Linked DNA regions of Homo sapiens: region 2 is linked to region 1. Evidence: chromatin loops called from intact Hi-C (ENCODE). Cell type or tissue: heart right ventricle. All regions are shown on one strand. Each heading gives the region's core, and the rest is flanking DNA. Links, peaks and the distances in the headings are about the cores only. Region 1 has its middle 26 kb from the start of TRI-GAT1-1. Region 2 overlaps PRKX (protein kinase cAMP-dependent X-linked catalytic subunit).

Evidence for each region. Peaks named below come from ENCODE experiments on the same cell type or tissue, not always from the same donor. Only the 100,000 strongest peaks of a DNase experiment are listed, where the experiment ranks them.
Region 2: a loop joins it to region 1, with 2.6 times the contacts of the local background. A loop is called at or near these places in 3 of 110 quality-filtered maps.

Annotation. Positions count from the first base shown.
Region 1 is chrX:3,808,465-3,817,293 of GRCh38, reverse strand. No RefSeq gene overlaps it. Among named protein-coding and RNA genes, the nearest start is that of TRI-GAT1-1, 26 kb to the left of the region's middle. RefSeq lists silencers at 786-925, 1,216-1,695, 2,056-2,135, 2,566-2,735, 5,521-5,590 and an enhancer at 2,336-2,385. In heart right ventricle, for the core only: a CTCF peak has its summit at 5,096; DNase peaks (open chromatin) are centred at 763, 1,193, 1,533 and 2,293; H3K4me3 peaks cover 2,771 bases; H3K27ac peaks cover 2,537 bases.
Region 2 is chrX:3,693,353-3,702,181 of GRCh38, reverse strand. All of the region lies in intron 1 of PRKX (protein kinase cAMP-dependent X-linked catalytic subunit), which reads left to right. Among named protein-coding and RNA genes, the nearest start is that of PRKX, 16 kb to the left of the region's middle. RefSeq lists enhancers at 1-200, 2,035-2,104 and a silencer at 6,280-6,574. In heart right ventricle, for the core only: no CTCF peak of the experiment used is centred there; DNase peaks (open chromatin) are centred at 2,315 and 4,241; H3K4me3 peaks cover 1,592 bases; H3K27ac peaks cover 3,269 bases.

The DNA of each region.
Region 1 (8,829 bases), core at 475-8,474:
TGCTTTGGGAGGCCAAAGAGGAGGAACACTTGAGATCAGAGGTCTGAGACGAGCCTGGGCAACATAGTGAAACCTCATTTCTACAAATAAGTTAAAATATATATATGTAGGGCATAGTGGCACACACCTGTGGTTTCAGCTTTTCAGCAAGCTGAGGCCGGAAGATCACTTGAGCCCAGGAGTTTGAGGATGCAGTGAGCTAGGATTATGCCACTGCACTGTAGCCTGGGCAGCGGAGAGACCCCATCTCTAAAAAGAGGAGAAGGAGGGAAAATACTTCTCCTTCTCAGACCCAAAGTAAAAAGGTTTCTGGTCTCACACTGACCAGAAAAACATTGATATTTACTTAAGCAATATTAAAAGGGTCACTGCTTTAGAACAGGATTAAAGAGAAAGTAAAATCAACATTGAGATAGGAGGACAGAGGCCATCAACTGAGTTCTGATCCCAATGAAGACGAGAAAAGGCTACAACTATCTAGGTTAAATATCTACTTGTCCTAGAAAAAGCCTTTTGGCAGCAACATAAAATTCATACCTCTTAGTTTTTAAATTCCTATGGATGCTGAAGCAAATAACCACAATTTGGGTGGCTGAAAGTAACAGAAGTTTATTCTTTCCAGTATTGGAAACCAGGAATCTGAGATCAAGTTGTGGGCAGGGCTGGACTCCCCCTGGAGGCTCTAGGGGGTGTTCCTTCCTGCCTCTTCCAGTTCTTGGTGGCTCCAGGTGACGCTGTCATAGGACAAAGGGCCCCGGGTGCCGACCTCCTCAGCCGCAGCGGGGCAGGGCCCTCCACAGGAGGTCGGCACCCGGGGCCCTTTGTCCTATGACAGCGTCACCTGGAGCCACCAAGAACTCCGCGCAGGGCTACCCCTGCGTCCTGGGTCTCCCCGGGGGGCGCTCGAGGAGGTGGAGCTTCCCCCGCAGCCCCGGGGAGTCTCCCCGACCGGCCAGGTGCCTTCCCTGGAAGGCTGACGGCTCCTCTAGGAGGCCGCCCTCCACCACTAGCACACACCACCCCCAGGACTGGGCCGCCCAATGTCACAAAACCTCCTGTGGGTCACCTCGCCTGGGGGACCTCGTGCGCCCTCCCAGGCAGCGACCGCAGGGACACGGGCCTCCATTTGCCCAGCGGCAGGGTTCTAGGCGTGGAATGTACACATTGCTCCCAGTTCGCCCGCCCCCTCCGGCTCGGAGCCCGAGAGCCGCCTGCTCTCATTTCAAATCGGATAATAGGGACGCTGAGAATAACTACGACCAGCACCGCGAAGGCGCCCCTCTCGTGGGTCAGAGGTCGGCGCCCCCGCTCCGCAAGCCCCCATCACCTGCCCGGGGACCCCCGGTGGCCTCAGGCCTCCAGGCCCACCCCGGAGCCCCCTATTGGCCCCTAGGCCCGCCCCGAGGCCTGCGGCGCAGCTTTGCCGACGGGGAGCGCCTGCAGGCCACAAGGCTGCACGAATGCCCCCGCCCGCCGCCCCGACCACCGTCCTGAGGCCAGCGGGGCCTCTCATCCGGCTGCAAGGGCTGTGCGGCTCCGCGGCTGCGTTTCCCGGCCCCAGCGGGAAGGCGACGGCGGAGCGGACTCCGAGCCCAGCCGAGCTGTGAGGGCCGACGGGAGGCGAGCCCGCCCCTCGGGTGCGCCCATGGTTTAGGCGAGAGCCGCGGCACCCGCTGCGGGCGCTACTGAGGGGCGTCTGGCTGCGGGTTCGGCGGCGGCGCCTCTCCGGCAAGAGCCCTTGGTCCATTGTGCGCTTCTCTCTTTTTTTTTGGAGACGGAGTCTTGCTCTGTCGCCCAGGCTGGAGTGCAGTGGCGCGATCTCGGCTCACTGCAAGCTCTGCCTCCCGGGTTCATGCCATTCTCCTGCCTCAACCTCCCGAGTAGCTGGGACCATAGGCGCCCGCCACCATGCCCGGCTAATTTTTTGTAGTTTTAGTAGAGACGGGGTTTCACCGTGTTAGCCAGGATGGTCTCGATCTCCTGACCTTGTGATCCGCCCGCCTGAGCCTCCCAAAGTGCTGGGATTACAGGCGTGAGCCACCGCGCCCTGCCTATTGTGCGCTTCTCAGGGAGGCTTCTGCCTCCAGGACCCAGCGGCTGCTGCGGCGGACGTCAGCCGCGTAACCCGTTCCCGCGCAGTGGCCCGCCGTTTCCGCCACCGCCATTGACCCGCCCCGGCCTGGTGCTGTGCATGTCATGGTGTCGGAAGGAAGTACGCCAATGGGGTAAAGGGGTCAGACGGCATTGACAGCCTCTGCGATGGCCCTGAGGCGGGACTAGGAGGACGTTCCCGGTAGCGATTGGACAGGATCTTTCGTAAGGGCGCCTGCGACACTGGAAGTAACGAGCAACTGGATTGGCTGCCTCCATCGCAAAGTGGGTGGGTCTTGCATCCTCGGGCCTAACGATTGGTCTTTCCAAGTGCGGGAAGCGGCAAGCATATGGTCTGGAAACATTTGGTATCGAGACGCTGCCAGCCATAACGTCCGTCTCCCGGGCCGGAGAGGCCCGTGACCGCCGCATACCCATGGTCTCTTGCTTCTCCTCGGGCATCTCTGGCCACGTCCGCACCAGCCCCCGAAAGGCCCGGCTCTTGGCCGCGCTGTCCTGGTGCGGCGGTGAGGGGAGGGGACCGGGGCCTCGGGGCGGGTGGCGGCCGTAGCGCGAGAGCCCTGTGCCTTGCGCTCAGAGGCTGAGCTGCGTGAGGGAGGCCAAGCCCCCGCGAGCGGCAGCCCCTGCCTTGCTAGTTCCCCAACACGCGAAAAAGGTAGATGAGAACTGGTGCGGGGATAGGTTTGGGTGGGGTTTACTTGGCACCACCCAATTTCTAAATCGGTCATATTTTCTGAGTAGTTCTACCAACAAAGGTCAAGCTGGAGCCAAGTGCTGTAATCCCAGCACTTTGGGAGGCCCAGGCGAGAGGATACATTGAGGCCAAGAGTTCGAGACCAGCCTGGGCAACATAGCAAGACTGTCTCTACAAAGTTTTTGATTTTTTTTTTCTTTTTTTTTTTTTTTGAGACGGAGTCTCCCTCTATCACCCAGGCTGGAGTGCAGTGGCACAATCTCGGCTCACTGCAACCTCTGCCTCCCGGGTTCAAGCGATTCTCCTGCCTCAGCCTCCCGAGTACCTGGGACTACAGGCGCCCTCTACCACGCCTGGTTAATTTTTGTATATATAGCAGAGACGGGGTTTCACCATGTTGGCCAGGCTGGTCTTTAACTCCTGACCTCAGTGATCTGCCTGCCTCGGCCTCCCAAAGTTCTGGGATTACAGGCATGAGCCACCGCACCCAGCCGCAAAAAGTTTTAAAATTACCTGGGCATGGTGGTGCGTGCTGGTAGACCCGACTACTTGGGAGACTGAGACGGGAGGATTGCTTGAGGCCAGGAATTTGAGACCAGCCTGGGCAACATAAGGAGACTCTGTATCTAGAAAACATATATATATTAGCTAGGTGTAGTGGTGTACGCCTGTGGTCCCAGCCACTCAGGAGGCTGAGGTAGGAGGATCGCTTGAGCCCAGGAGGTCCAGGATGCAGTGAGCTATGATCGCACCACTGCACTCTTTGCTGGGCCAGAGCGAGACCCTGTCTTCAAGAAAATAAAAGGATACAGCCACACACAGAGGGATGACCATGTGAGGACACAGGGAGGATCGCTTCAGCCTGGGAAGTGGAGGCTGCAGTGAGCTATGATCACGCCACTGCACTTCCCAGGCTCAAGCGATCCTCCCGCCTCAGCCCCCCGAGTAGGTGGGGCCACAGGTTTGTGCCACCATTCCGGGCTAATTATTTGTAGAAATGAAGACTTCCTATGGTGCTCAGGCTGGTCTTAAACTCCTGAGCTCCCGTGATCCTCCTGCCTTGGCCTCCCAAAGTGCTGGTACTATAGGCATGAGCAACTATGCCTGGACCAATTCTTAACTGGTGACTTGACTTGTTTATTAGTTAATCTGTCTCACTCAGCTTCCTTCAAATGCTGAGCCTCCGTCCTCTTGCTAAGCTCTTTTAAGAACGTTGTGTACCATGTCAACCTGTTCTAAATATTTGAGGAGAGAAAGTTCTAGAATTCACGTCCCCACCAACTTTCTTTTTTTCTTTAAAAAAAAAATTTTAAGAGACATGGTCTTGCTCTGTTGCCTGGGCTGGAGTGTGGTGGTGCAATCATAGCTCACTGTAGCCTTGACCTCCTGGGCTCAGGTGATCCTCCTACCTCAGTCTCCCAAGTAGCTGGGACCACAAGCATGCATAACCACACCCAGCCAATTTTTGTTTGTTTACTTTTTGTAGCAGAGAGGTCTCGATCTCCTGGCTTCACATGATCCTCCCGCCTCAGCCTCCCAAAGCACTAGTATTACAGGCATGAGCCACCGTGTGTGGCCACCACTGACTTTCTGAACCCCAAGTGTATTAGCCACCATAACAAACACCTTTTGTCTGATACATTCTGTGGATCATATTCCTTTTTTATATATAATTTTACCTTTTATTTTAGATTTGAGTGGTACAGGTACAGGTTTGTTTCATGGGTATATCATGTGACACTGAGGTTTGGAATGCAGATGATCCCATCACCCAGGTACTGAGCATAGCACCCCACAGGTAGTGTTTCAGCCCTGGCCCCTCCATCTCTCCACCCTCTAGTATTCCCTAGTATCTACTGTTCCCAACTTTGTGTGCATGTATAGATTATGTTTCTTAGAGTTCTCTAAATAACGGGGCAGGGAAGGTAGTGTGAATGATGTAAAGGTGTGCCAAATTGGTTCTGCAAAATTAACCTTTTTTGAATAAAATATTCAATTTTCTGAAGCGAGCAGGCTACTTTCTCAAGCAAAATTTCGTTTGAATCCTCCACCCCCAGCCTGCAGAGAGAGAGGGAGGGAGGGAGACCTCTTAAGAGTTTTATTTGTTCTCTTGCAGTCTTATGACTTACTTCTTAATGAAAACCCTTATTGTTTTCTAAGAGAAAAAAAAAGAGAATGAATGCAATGTTCGAAATGGGATTATGTAGAATTTTTAGGAGCATAAAGAGAAATTGAAGAATTATGAAAACAAAGGCCAGAAAAGCAAACAGTGTTCTTCCTCTACGTAGCAGCCAGATGGCGTTTTAGGCAAATACACCGCAAACTGCACAGCCAGGTCCCCATCTCAAAGGGCTTTCCACGGAGCAAAAGCAGTTTCGATCGTATTGTCATCACCACCATCAACTTTTTTTTTCCACTCACATGATGTATGCCAATATCATTATTCTCGTTATTTGTATAACCATCATCATCATCAATGTCTCGTGAATTTTTGCGTGTTATTTTTAACATAGCATGTAAACAGCACCTCCCCACAAAAAAAACTAGCTCAGGATAAACATCTCTAAGAGTATTTCATAGGAGCTGATAGTTTGACCAACAAAAAAATGTTTTCTTTTCCCAAAATAAAGTTCTGTGGTTTGTCTCAGGGAAAGTTTTTTGTTTGTTTATTTGTTGGATTTTTGGTTTGGTTTGGTTTTGTCTCATTTGTGGGTTTGGTGGTTGGTGGTTGAGTTTGTTTCTGGCTTAAAGGGCACCCTTAATGAAGAAGTGTTTATGTTTTCAGATATGTAGGCTTTAGTAAACTAGCTCACTCTGAGAAATCTAAAGTTTCAATTGCTCTGTGAACACCACTGAAAGAATCCACCTCCCTTCTCAAACCACATTCTCAAGGGCAGACTTGGGGATGCTAGAACTCTCCTCCCCTCTCCCCTCCCCCTCTCGCCTCCCCTCCTCCCCTCCCGAGGCTCTGCTGCCCAACCTCCGCCTCCCAGGTTCAAGCCATTCTCCCTGCCTCAGCGTCCTCAGTAGCTGGGATTACAGGCGCCCACCACAATGCCCAGCTAATTTTTGTATTTTTAGTAGAGATGCAGTTTTGCCATGTTGGCCAGGCTGGTCTCGAACTCCTGACCTTAGGTGATCCACCCACCTTGGCCTCCCAAAGTGCTGGGATTATAGGCGTGAGCCACTGTGCCCAGCCTAGAACCATTTTCAACAACAAAAGAGTCAACACATTCGGCCTCCCAAAGTGCTGGGATCATAGGCGTGAGCCCCTGTGCCCAGCCTAGAACCATTTTCAACAACAGAAGACTCAACACATTCAGCCTCCCAGAGTGCTGGGATTATAGGCGTGAGCCACTGTGCCCAGCCTAGAACCATTTTCAACAACAAAAGACTCAACACATTCATGCTTCCATGCAACATGGCAAGTCCACTTCGAGATGGTGCCTTTATTTACCTTTGATTATTCTTCACCATACACCCATCTTACTTTGTGGAGTCTTCACAATAATGAACCACCCAAGACTCATATGGCCAGAACTGAAACCTGAGACTGTCAACGAGAACAAAGTGTCCCGATACTTATTTCTGCTTGGACTGTTATTCAAGATATTCAATATATTCAATAAATATTCAGTATTCAACAAAATATTCAATGCTGTTCAAAATACTCAATAACAGTTACAGGAACTGTCCAAGGAGAAGGACCCTGGTCTCAATGGCAAGATAATGTCCTGGGTCAGGCATTGCCAGCGTGAACCATGAGATTGGGAGTCCCAGTCTGGGGTGTGGCATCCAGAGAGCTTAGGTCTGGGACAGAGGCTGTTTGACCTACCACTGCAGAGGTGTGGCCATATTTTAAGCCCAAGAATGTCCCAAGAAATATTGTAAAGCCAAGAATTGTGTACATACCGGCTGATCAGCCTTGTTTCTGCTCAAAGCCATCTTATGAGTGTTTGGTAGTAGAATCCTCCATTCAAACAATCTAACCCAAAACAAATGGAGACATTGAATGATTCCAAGTCAACAACTGGCTCTCGATTTCAGGGGAAAAAATGGCCATATTTCAACTCATTCTGAGCATATCCTTTTAAGGTAGAGAAAGAGGCAGAAAAAAATAGTATGTACTTCCTGACACAGCAATGCTCTCTCATTCCATAGAATGTTGTAGCAGCCCCCTCAAGACTGATAATGGCCTGCAGAATGAATACCAAGGACACTCACAGGATATAGGGGGTCTTCTTGAAGCTTTACAGTTCTAACCTGCCCTTCCTCTGGCACATTGCCCCAGTGGGAACAGGCTTTTTCGTGGAATAAAAAAGTAACCAGGAATTCCCCAATTATACTAGGTTGGTGCAAAAGTGATTGCGGTTTTGTGTGTGTGTGTGTGTGTGTGTGTGTAAAATGGAGTCCCGCTCTGTTGCCCAGGCTGGAGTGCAGTGCCATAATTTCGGCTCACTGCAGCCTCTGCCTCCTGGGCTCAAGCGATTCTCATGCCTCGGCCCCCCAAGTAGCTGGCACCACAGGCACGCACCACCGTGCCCAGCTATTTTTTGTATTTTTAGTACAGATGAGGTTTCACCATGTTGACCAGGCTGGTCTCGAACTCCTGACCCCAAGTGATCCGCCCACCTTGGCTTCCCAAATCTCTGAGATTACAGGCATGAGCCACTGCGCCCAGTCTGGCCATTACTTTTAATGGCAAAAACTGCAATTATGTTTGCACCAAGCCTACATTTCGGTCTACGCAAATCCTCCAGCAACTATACTTCAGAACCACATGGAAAAAATACACAGCTTTTCAGGGAAGTAGAACCATTGGTGCCTGTAACTATCTGTAAAAGCCACTTTCTCCTCAGCCGTGGGATGCAGGAGGCATGTTCTTCCTGCTGGGTCATGGGGATGTAGCCTCTGCCACATTCTGAGATCAAATTCCAAGATTCATCTGGGGGTCCTCAGTCATCACTGCCTAGTGTAAAACTCCAGCTCCAATGAACAACTTGAAAGTGGAAGAATGAGACACATGCGCCACTACTCCCAGGGTACAATCAAATCCAACATCTTCTGGCAAACTCAAAGCATGGATGCTAAACACAGAAATACACTCCTGATGGGAATGTTTTCACACACGTCCATGTGAAGAGACCACCAAACAGGCTTTGTGTGAGCAGTAAAGCTTTTTAATCACCTGGGTGCAGGCAGGCTGAGTCTGAAAAGAGTCAGCAAAGGGAGACAGGGGTGGGGCCGTTTTATAGGATTTGGGTAGGTAGTGGAAAATTACAGTCAAAGGGGGTTGTTCTCTGGCTGGCAGGGGTGGGGGTCACAAGGTGCTCAGTGGGGGATCTTTTGAGCCAGGATGAGACAGGAGAAGGAATTTCACAAGGTAATGTCATCAGTTAAGGCAGGAACATTTTCACTTCTTTTGTGATTCTTCAGTTACTTCAGGCCATCTGGATGTATAAGTGCAGGTCACGGGGGATATGATGGCTTAGCTTGGGCTCAGAGGCCTGACAGATGTAAATTAACTCCGCTGCAGTGAAAAGCAGTTTGGAGAGTTCTCAAGGAACTCAGAACTAGCATTCGACCCAGCAATCCCATTACTGTTTATATACCCAAGGACAAATACATTCTTCTAACATAAAGACACCTGCACGCACATGTTCATTGCAGCTCTATTCACAATAGCAAAGACACGGAATCAACCCCGGTGCCCATCCATGTGGAGTGGATAAGGAAAATGTGGTACATATACACCATGGACTACTACACAGCCATAAGAAAGAATAAAATCATGTCCTTCGTAGCAACAAAGATGCAGCTGGAGGCCATTATTCTAAGCAAATTAATTCAGGAACCAAATATGGGGCATATTCTCACTTATAAAGTGGGAAGTAAACATTGGGTACTCATGGACATAAAGATGGGAACCACAGACACTGGGGACTACTAGACGGGAGAGGAGGGGAAGGCGACAGGGCTGGGAAAGTGCCTCCTGGGTACTATGCTCACTACCTGAATGATGG
Region 2 (8,829 bases), core at 551-8,550, 120 kb after region 1:
GCTTATGTTGGAGTCTTGGCAATGAGAGGACAAGAGTGGAGGGAACAGAGCTGTTAACAGAAAGGGGTCCATATCCAGACACCAAGAGAGGGTTCTTGGATCTTGTGCAAGAAAAAATTCAAGGCAAATCCATAGAGTAAAGTGAAAGCAAGTTTATTGAGAAAGTAGAGGAATAAAAGAATGGCTCCTCCATAGACAGAGTGGCTTCGAGGGCTGCTGGTTGCCCATTTTTATGGCTATTTCTTGATTATATGGTAAACGAAAGGTGAATTATTCGTGCCTCCCCTTTTTAGACCAAATAGGGTAACTTCCTGACGTTGCCGTGGCATTTGTAAACTGTCATGGCGCTGATGGGAGTGTAGCAGTGAGGACAACCAGAGGTCACTCTTGTCACCATCTTGGTTTGGGTGGGATTTGGCCAGCTTCTTTACCGCAACCTGTTTTATCAGCAAGCTCCTTATGACCGGCATCTTGTGCTGACCTCCTATCTCATCCCGTGACTTAGAATGCCTTAACCATCTGGGCATGCAGCCCAACAGGCTTCAGCTTCATTTTACCCAGCTCCTCTTCAAGATGGAGTTGCTCTGGTTCAGATGCCGCTGACAGAACTAGCTTATGGTTGGAGACAATGTCATAGGGAATTATTCTTCAAAGATCGCAAAATCCAGCTTGGATGAGATTCCAAAAATCAAAAGGTGCTGAGAAAGCAACTTGTCTAGAATTTCCTCTTCATGGGCTGGTTGATTTTGTTTACAATGACACCTTCAGAAAAAGTAGGCGACACACAGTGGCTCACGCCTATAATCCTAGTGCTTTGGGAGGTCAAGGAGGGAGAATCATTTGAGGCTAGCAGTTCTAGACTAGCCTGGACAACATAGTGAGACCTTGTCTTTACAAAAAATAAAATCAGCCGTGTGTGGTGGCGCATACCTATAATCCCAGCTGTTCAGGAGGCTGAGGCAGGAGGATCATTTGAGCCCAGGAGTTGGAGGCTGCAGTGAGCTATGATGGCGCCACTGCACTCCAGCCTTAGTGACAGAGCAACATTCTGAAAGAAAAGAAAGAAAAGGAAAAAAAGAAAAGGAAATAAAAGATGAAGAAAGAAAACAGAAGAAAAAAATAATTTATATAGAAAAAAAGTCCATAATGACTCAAAATATTCCCTGGACACTGGAATAGAATGATTTTGTTTATTAAAGCTTTTCTTTAGTTCGTCCTTAAACAGTTTAGTATTTTCTTTTGAAAACAGATTGTGTCTTGTCAACTTCATTGATTTTCGGGCTGGGCTTGGTGGCTGAACACCTGTAATCCCCCAACACTTTGGGAGGTTGAGGTGGGTGGAGCGCTTGAGGCCAGGGGTTCGAGACTAGCCTCTAGCCTCGGCAACATGGTGAAAACCTGTCTCTACAAACAACAACAACAACAACAACAAACAATTAGCTGGGCGTGGTGGCACGTGCCTGTAGTCCCAGCAACTTGGGAGGCCGAGGTGGGAGGATCACTTGAGCCCAAGAGGTCGAGGTCGAAGTGAGCTATGATTGCACCATTGTACTCCAGCCTGGGTGACAGAGTGAGACCATGAAAGAAAAGAAAGAAAAGAAAAAAGAGAAAGAAGAAGGAAAAAAAAAGAGAAGAAAAAAGTAAAAGAAAAACATAGAAAAAAAATCAGTAACGACTCAAAATATTCCCTGGATAGTTGAATACAAATAGTTGTTGTTGGACGTGATTTTATGTATTAAGGCTTTTGTTTAGTTTATCCTTAAATAGGTTAGGATTTTATTTTGAGAATAGATTCTGGTTTATCAATTTCATCAGTCTTTGCAAAGAAACAGCTTAGGGTTTCCTTTATGTTTCTCCGTTAACTTCCTGTTTTCAGTTACATTGCGTTTTGCTCTGGTTTTTCTTTCGTTTTTTCCACTCGTTTTAGGTTTCTGGAATTTCCTGAAACATTGTATTTTGATACAGATTCTGAGCTGGTGCTTTGGCTGTCACAAGCCAGAGGGTCCTAGAAGAAGTAGAATTGTAACCGAGGAAAACTGTTAGGAAACTCCATCCCTTTTGACCTTCAAAGGTCACCGCCTAATTTTGGTTTTTTGTAGTCTGATGTGTTCATAGCTTGTGACTATTAGGCTCTGATTGAGCTCTGCTTTTTTTTAAGTTTCTCTTACTCAGCTGGTGCTGTTTTAGCTCCAGCTTCCTCCTCTGTGTAATCAACACTCCCAGTCTCCTCTTCACCCAAAAAGCCACAGAAATAAGTGCAGAAAACAAGGCAGCCGCCACCTGCTACAGAGGCATGTCCTTAAATACGATGCATTTCAGGACAGCTGTGTGAGTTCCGGGAGCTTGTCTTCCTTCAAAGGGAAAAGTAAAAATAAACAGGAAGGTTGCACTGAAAGCATTCTCAATTGAAATTGTGCCATTTGGCTGTAGTGTTTCTGATGCTCATTTAGAACTTTGGAAGTTGTGGGATGGTGGGCAAGTGTGTGACCTGGGATGGAGATTCTCTACCTCTTTAAGAGTGAAACCCTGGCTGGGCGCCGTGGCTCACTCCTGTCATCCCAGCACTTTGGGAGGCCAAGGCGGGTGGATCACCTGAGGTCAGGAGTTTGAGACCATCCTGGCCATAATGGTGAAACCCCGTCTCTACTAAAAATACAAAAAAATAGCTGGGCGTGGTGGCAGGTGCTTGTAATCCCAGCTACTTGGGAGGCTGACGTGAGAGAATCACTTGAACCCGGCAGGCGGTGGTTGCAGTGAGCTGAGATTGTGCCACTGCACTCCAGCCTGGGTGACAGAGTGAGACTCCACCTCAAAAAAAGAAAAGAAAAAGAAAAACTTTAAAAAATGCCGGGCACGGTGGCTCCCGCCTGTAATCCCAGCACTTTGGGAGGCTGAGGTGGGTGGATTGCCTGAGCTTAGGAGTTTGAGACCAGCCTGGGCAACATGGTGAAACCCCGTCTCTCCTAAAATGCAAAAAATTAGCCGGGCGTAGTGGTGCACGCCTGTAGTCCCAGCTGCTTGGGAAGCTGAGGCAGGAGAATTGCTTGAACCTGGGAGGCAGAGATTGCAGTGAACCGAGATGGTGCCGCTGTACTCCAGCCTGGGCGACAGAGTGACACTCTGTCTCAAAAAAAAAAATAAAATAAAAATTAGCTGGGCGTGGTGGCACACATCTGTGACAGAGCGAGACTCCATCTCAAAAAAAAAAAAAAAAGAATTTTGGAAGTTGTGGGATGGTGGGCGAGTGTGTGGTCTGGGATAGATTCTCCACCTCTCTAAAAGTGAAAACCTGGTTGGGTGGGGTGGCTCACATCTGTAATCCCAGCACTTTGGGAAGCTGAGGTGGGCGGATCACTTGAAGTCAGGAGTTTGAGACCAGCCTGGCCAACATGGTGAAACTCTGTCTCTACCAAAACTACAAAAATTAGCCGGGTGTGTGGTGGCGGGCATCTGTAATCCCAGCTACTCGGGAGGCTGAGACACGAAAATCGCTTCAACCCGGAAGGCGGAGGTTGCAGTGAGCCGAGATCACACCACTGTGTATGCCACTGCACTCCAGCCTGAGCGGCAGTGAGACCCTGTCTCAAAAAATACACACACACACAAAAACAAAAAACAAAACACATGTAGAAAAAACCACAAAGACAAAAACAAAACAACAACAACAACAACAAAAAGTGAAAACCTACTTCTTTTTCTGGACACGGTGGCTCATGCCTGTAATTGCACCATTTTGGGAGGCCGAGGTGGGAGGATCACTCTCACCTTTCAAGGCCCAGGAGTTCGAGACCAGCCTGGGCAACACAGCAAAACCCCATCTCTCTAAAAATAAAAAAGAGAAAAAGAGAAAAATTGCTTCTTTCTATGTAGTTGGTGAGTTTTTTCAGTAGGATGCTTTGCATTTCTTCCTGCGTCTGTGGCTCTGTGGTATGCCAGCATATACGATAGTCACTACAAGATCCGTAGTTGTACACCCAGCCATACGCATCACAGGTTTTTGGCTGATTTCATGACAACGCTTAAGGCTGCTGAAAACACTCTAATTCTTTGGATGTTGGCAAATGTTCAGATGAAACTAAGCGGCTGGCCCACCCACCTGCTCAGGAAAGAATGGCCGCATTGTGTGGGAAAGGAATCCTCTGTTCCCTAGCTGGCTGCCTGGTGTTCTTGTTGAGTGAGCAGAACAGAGAGTGCCCCTGGGTAGACCTGTGTGTGCTCCAAAAGGCGATTTTGTCAATTGTTCCCTTGGGATGCCCTTGTTCCAGAAAGCATGTTCTGTGTGACTCTCAGCTGGGGTTCCCAGACTGTGTAAAGAAAACATGGTGATTCATGGCTGTGTGCGGTTGCCCATGCCTGTCATCCCAGCATTTTGCGCGGCCGAGGCGGGAGGACTGCTTGAGCCTGGGAGGTCAACGCCAGCCTAGGCGACACAGTAAGAACCTGTCTCTACAAAAACAAAAACAAAAAAGTGTAGCCGGGCATGGCGACGAGCACCTGTGGTCCCAGCTACTCAGGAGGCTGACGCAGGACGATCGCCTGAGCCTGGAAGTTGGAACTGCAGTGAGCCATAATCACACCACTCTACTCCAGCCTGGGTGACAGAGTGAGACCGCATCTTAAAAAAAAAAGAAAAAAAAAAGGACATTGTGATTAATGAAAACAAACATTGCCTGGTGATAAGGAAAGTAAGAAGTAGGATTGTTCTCAGATTAGTGACCCAGGAGATAAAGGAGTAACAGAGTGTGCAGGAAGCAGGTCTCCAATTTAATAGCAGGATGGTGAAGATAGAGCAAGTGACTTCTTTCTATTTTTTTTAGAAACTGGGTGTTGCTTTGTCACCCAGGCTGGAGTGCAGTGGCGTAATCATAGCTGACTGCAGCCTTCACCTCCTGGGCTCAAGCAGTCCTCGTGCCGCGCCTTCCCGAGTAGCTGAGACTACAGGCACATACCACCATACTTGGTTAATTTTTTGTATTTTTAGTAGACATGGGGGTGTGGGGATGGTTTGCCGTATTATCCAAGCTGGTCTCAGACTTCTGGCCTCAAATAATCCTCCTGCCTCGGCCTCCCAAAGTGTTGGGATTACAGGCATGAGCCACTGTGCCTGGTGAGTAGGTAGCTTTTTGTTTGTTTGTCTGTTTGTTTGTTCTGTTTGTTTGTTTTTGAGACAGTCTTGCTCTGTCGCCCAGGCTGGAGTGCAGTGATGCAATCTTGGCTCACCCCAACCTCCACCTCCCGGGTTCAAGTGATTCTCGTGCCTCAGCCTCTCAAGTAGGTGGGATTACAGGCACATGCCACCATGCTTGGCTATTTTTTGTTTTTTTAGTAGGGACAGAGTTTTGCCTTGTTGGCCAGGCTGGTCTCAAACTCCTGACCTCAAGTGATCCGCCTCCCTCGGCCTCCCGAAGAGCTGGGATTACAGTTGTGAGCCACCGCGTCCAGCCAAACAAAAAAAAGTCTGTCTTATAAAGAAGATCCCTAATTTATGATGATTCCATTTATGATGGTTTGAGTTATGGTAGTTTGAGTTAGGATAGTTCGATTGAAGATTTTTTGATTTTACGATGGTGAGAAAGACACAGTCCGTGGAACCCGCGCTTCGAGTACCCATGCAACTGTTCTGTTTTTAACTTGCAGTGCAGTATTCAGTAAATTACATGAGGCATTCAATACTTGATTGTAAACTAGGCTTCACGTTAGGTGATTTTGCCCAGTTGTAGGCTAATGTAAATGTTGCGAGCACGTTTAGGGCAGGCTGGGCTAAGCTGTGATGTTCGTAAGTTAGGTGTATTCGATGCATTTTTGACTTACCATATTTTCAACTTACAAAGGGTTTATGGGGTGTAATGTCATCATTGTAAGTTGAGGAGTGTCTGTATCATAGACTGGGGGGCTTAAACAGACATTTATTGCTCCCAGTTCTGGAGGCTGGGAGTCACAGATCAAGGCGTGGCACATTCGGTGTCTGGTGAGGGCTTCCTGGTTCATAGACGGCGCCTTCTCACTGTGTCCTCACATGGTGGAAAGGGTGAGGGAGCTCTCTAGGGTCCCTTTAATAAGGACATTGATCCCATTCATGAGGCTCCACCCTCATGACCTCAACACCTCCCAAAGGCCCCACCTGCTAACATCATCACCTTGGGGATGAGGATTCAACACGGGAATTTTGGGAGGATGCAAGCTTTCACCAGTAGGGTTTTCTTTGTAAAGAAATAGAAGGAAATGAAAAGGCAGGCACTGGGTAGGAGAGAGCTACAGAAGACAGCGGGGTGGTGGCACTCCAGGATAGTGCTGTCCCCCAGCATCATTTACACCGAAGAAACCTGAGGCACTCTTTCTGATGTGTCATTCTTAGGAAAACCACCATGAATCTGGCATCTAGCTATCAGTGAAACTGTGGGAGAGCTTAATGGAAGTAAAGACATGTGGTCCCAGAAATGACAGATCATTCGGAGAACCTAAGAGAAGATTAAAAGCAAAAGGGGGTCATGTGCGCTGTGACTCAAACTTTGGGAGGTCGAGTGGGAAGATTGCTTGAGCCCAGAAGTTTGAGACCAGCCTGGGCAACATAGGGAGACCCTATCTCTACAAAAAATACAAAAATTAGCTGAGTGTGGTGGCACACACCTTAGTCCCAGCTACTCAGGAGGCTGAGGTGGGAGGATTGCTTGAGCCTGGGAGTTCAAGGCTGCACTGAGCTAAGATTGCGCCACTGCACTCCAGCCTGGGCGACAGAACAAGATCCTGTCTCAAAAACAAAAACAAAAGCAAAACAAAACAAGAAAATCCAAAAGGGAAATATAAGAGAAAACAAAAAATCTCACTTTGAGACATCTTTTTTGAAGAGTTGGAGAGGATATTGTCTCCATCCACAAAAATAGGATGTTACAATAAAAGAGAAAGAGGAAGGAAGAGCTTTATATGGGACTGCTGAAAGTTAAAAGAAAAACATTGCATTAAATAAATTAGAAGGGTGATCTCATCTGTGCCTGTGACTTCAGTTATCATCTTAAGGCTTTGGGTCTCAAAGCACACATCTAGTTTAGACCTTTCTTAGGAGCCCTGAAGGGTGCATTGCCAACTACTGCCCGTTGGAGGGTCCATTTTTCCCAAGATATCCAGCAACACTCTTATATGAGTGTCCTGCTCCATTGTCTCAAATTACCATAAACTGGGGAACGCAAGCAACAGAAATTTATGCTCTCCCAGGCCTGGACACCAGGAGTCTGAAATCAAAGTGCAGGCAGGATTGTGCTCCCTCTGGAGGCTCTGGGGGAGGAAGCTTCCTGCCTCTCCCGGCTCCTGGGGGCTCCAGGCATCCCTGGGCTTGTGGCCACAGCACTCCAGTCTCTGCCTCTGTCTCCACGTGGCCTTCTCATCTGTGCCTGTGTCTCCTCTTCTGTCTCTTAGAAGTACACTGGTCATTGGATTTAGGGCCCACCCTTTTCCAGCGCGATCTCATCTCAAGATCCCTAGCTTAATCACGTTTGCAAAGTTCCTTATTTCCAAATAAGTTCCCATTCCAGGTTCTGGACATGAGGATGTGAATATATCTTTGTGGGGACCACAGTTCAGTCTACTAGAGTTGTATGCAGTTCCTTCTGGAGGCTCTAGGGGAGGATCCTTTCTGCATCTCCCAGCTCCTGGGGGCTCCAGGCATCCCTGGGCTTGTGGCTATATCACTCCAGTCTGCCTCCGTCTCCATGTGGCCTTCTCCTCTGTGTCTGTGTCTCCTCATCTGGCTCTTTATTTTTTTAAATAATTTATTTATTTATTTATTTTTTATTTTTTTTGGTGATGGAGTTTCGCTCTTTTGCCCAGGCTGGAGTGCAGTGGCATCATCTCGGCTCACTGTAACCTCTGCCTCCCGGGTTCAAATGATTCTCCTGCCTCAGCCTCCTCAGTAGCTGGGATTATAGGCACCCGACACCACGCCTGGCTTATTTTTTATATTTTTAGTGGAGACGGGATTTCACCATGTTGGCCAGGCTGGTCTCGAACTCCTGTCCTCAGGTGATCCACCCGCCTTGGCCTCCCAAAGTGCTGGGATTACAGGTGTGAGCCACCATGCTCACTGGCCATTTTTTATTATTACTCTTTTTTCCTCTTCTGTCTCTTAGAAGGACACCCGTTGTTGGATTTAGGTCCCACCCTAAATCCAGGATGGCCTTATCTGGAGATTGTTTACTTAATAGAAACTACAAAGACCCTATTTTCTTTTCTTTTTTTTTTTTTTTTTTTTGAGACGGAGTCTCCCTCTGTTGTCCAGGCTGGAGTGCAGTGGCGCAATCTCGGCTCACTGCAAGCTCCACCTCCCGGGTTCACGCCATTCTCCTGCCTCAGCCTCCCAAGTAGCTGGGACTACAGGCACCCGCCACCACACCCGGCTAATTTTTTTTTGTATTTTTAGTAGAGACGCGGTTTCACCTCGTTAGCCAGGATGGTCTCTATCTCCTGACCTCGTGATCCGTCCGCCTCAGCCTCCCAAAGTGCTGGGATTACAGGCGTGAGCCACCGCGCCCGGCCTCAAAAACCCTATTTTCAAATAAGACGCCATTCACAGGCACCAGGGGTTAGGATGTAGACATATTTTTGGGGGGCACCATTCAACCTAGTCTATCCCTCAATCTCAATACATCCCCTGGGTTAAACATGAAATGTGTCCCCTTCTTCCCCCAAATCAAAGCAACCCAAAAGACCCCTGTGCACCTGCACACCTTGCCTAAGTCGGCAGCACTCACTGCGTAGATGCCCAAACCCTAAGCTGTGATCATCTCCACCCTCCCTCTTGCAGCCTAATTGAGCCCATTCTCTGCCCAAGCACCTTAT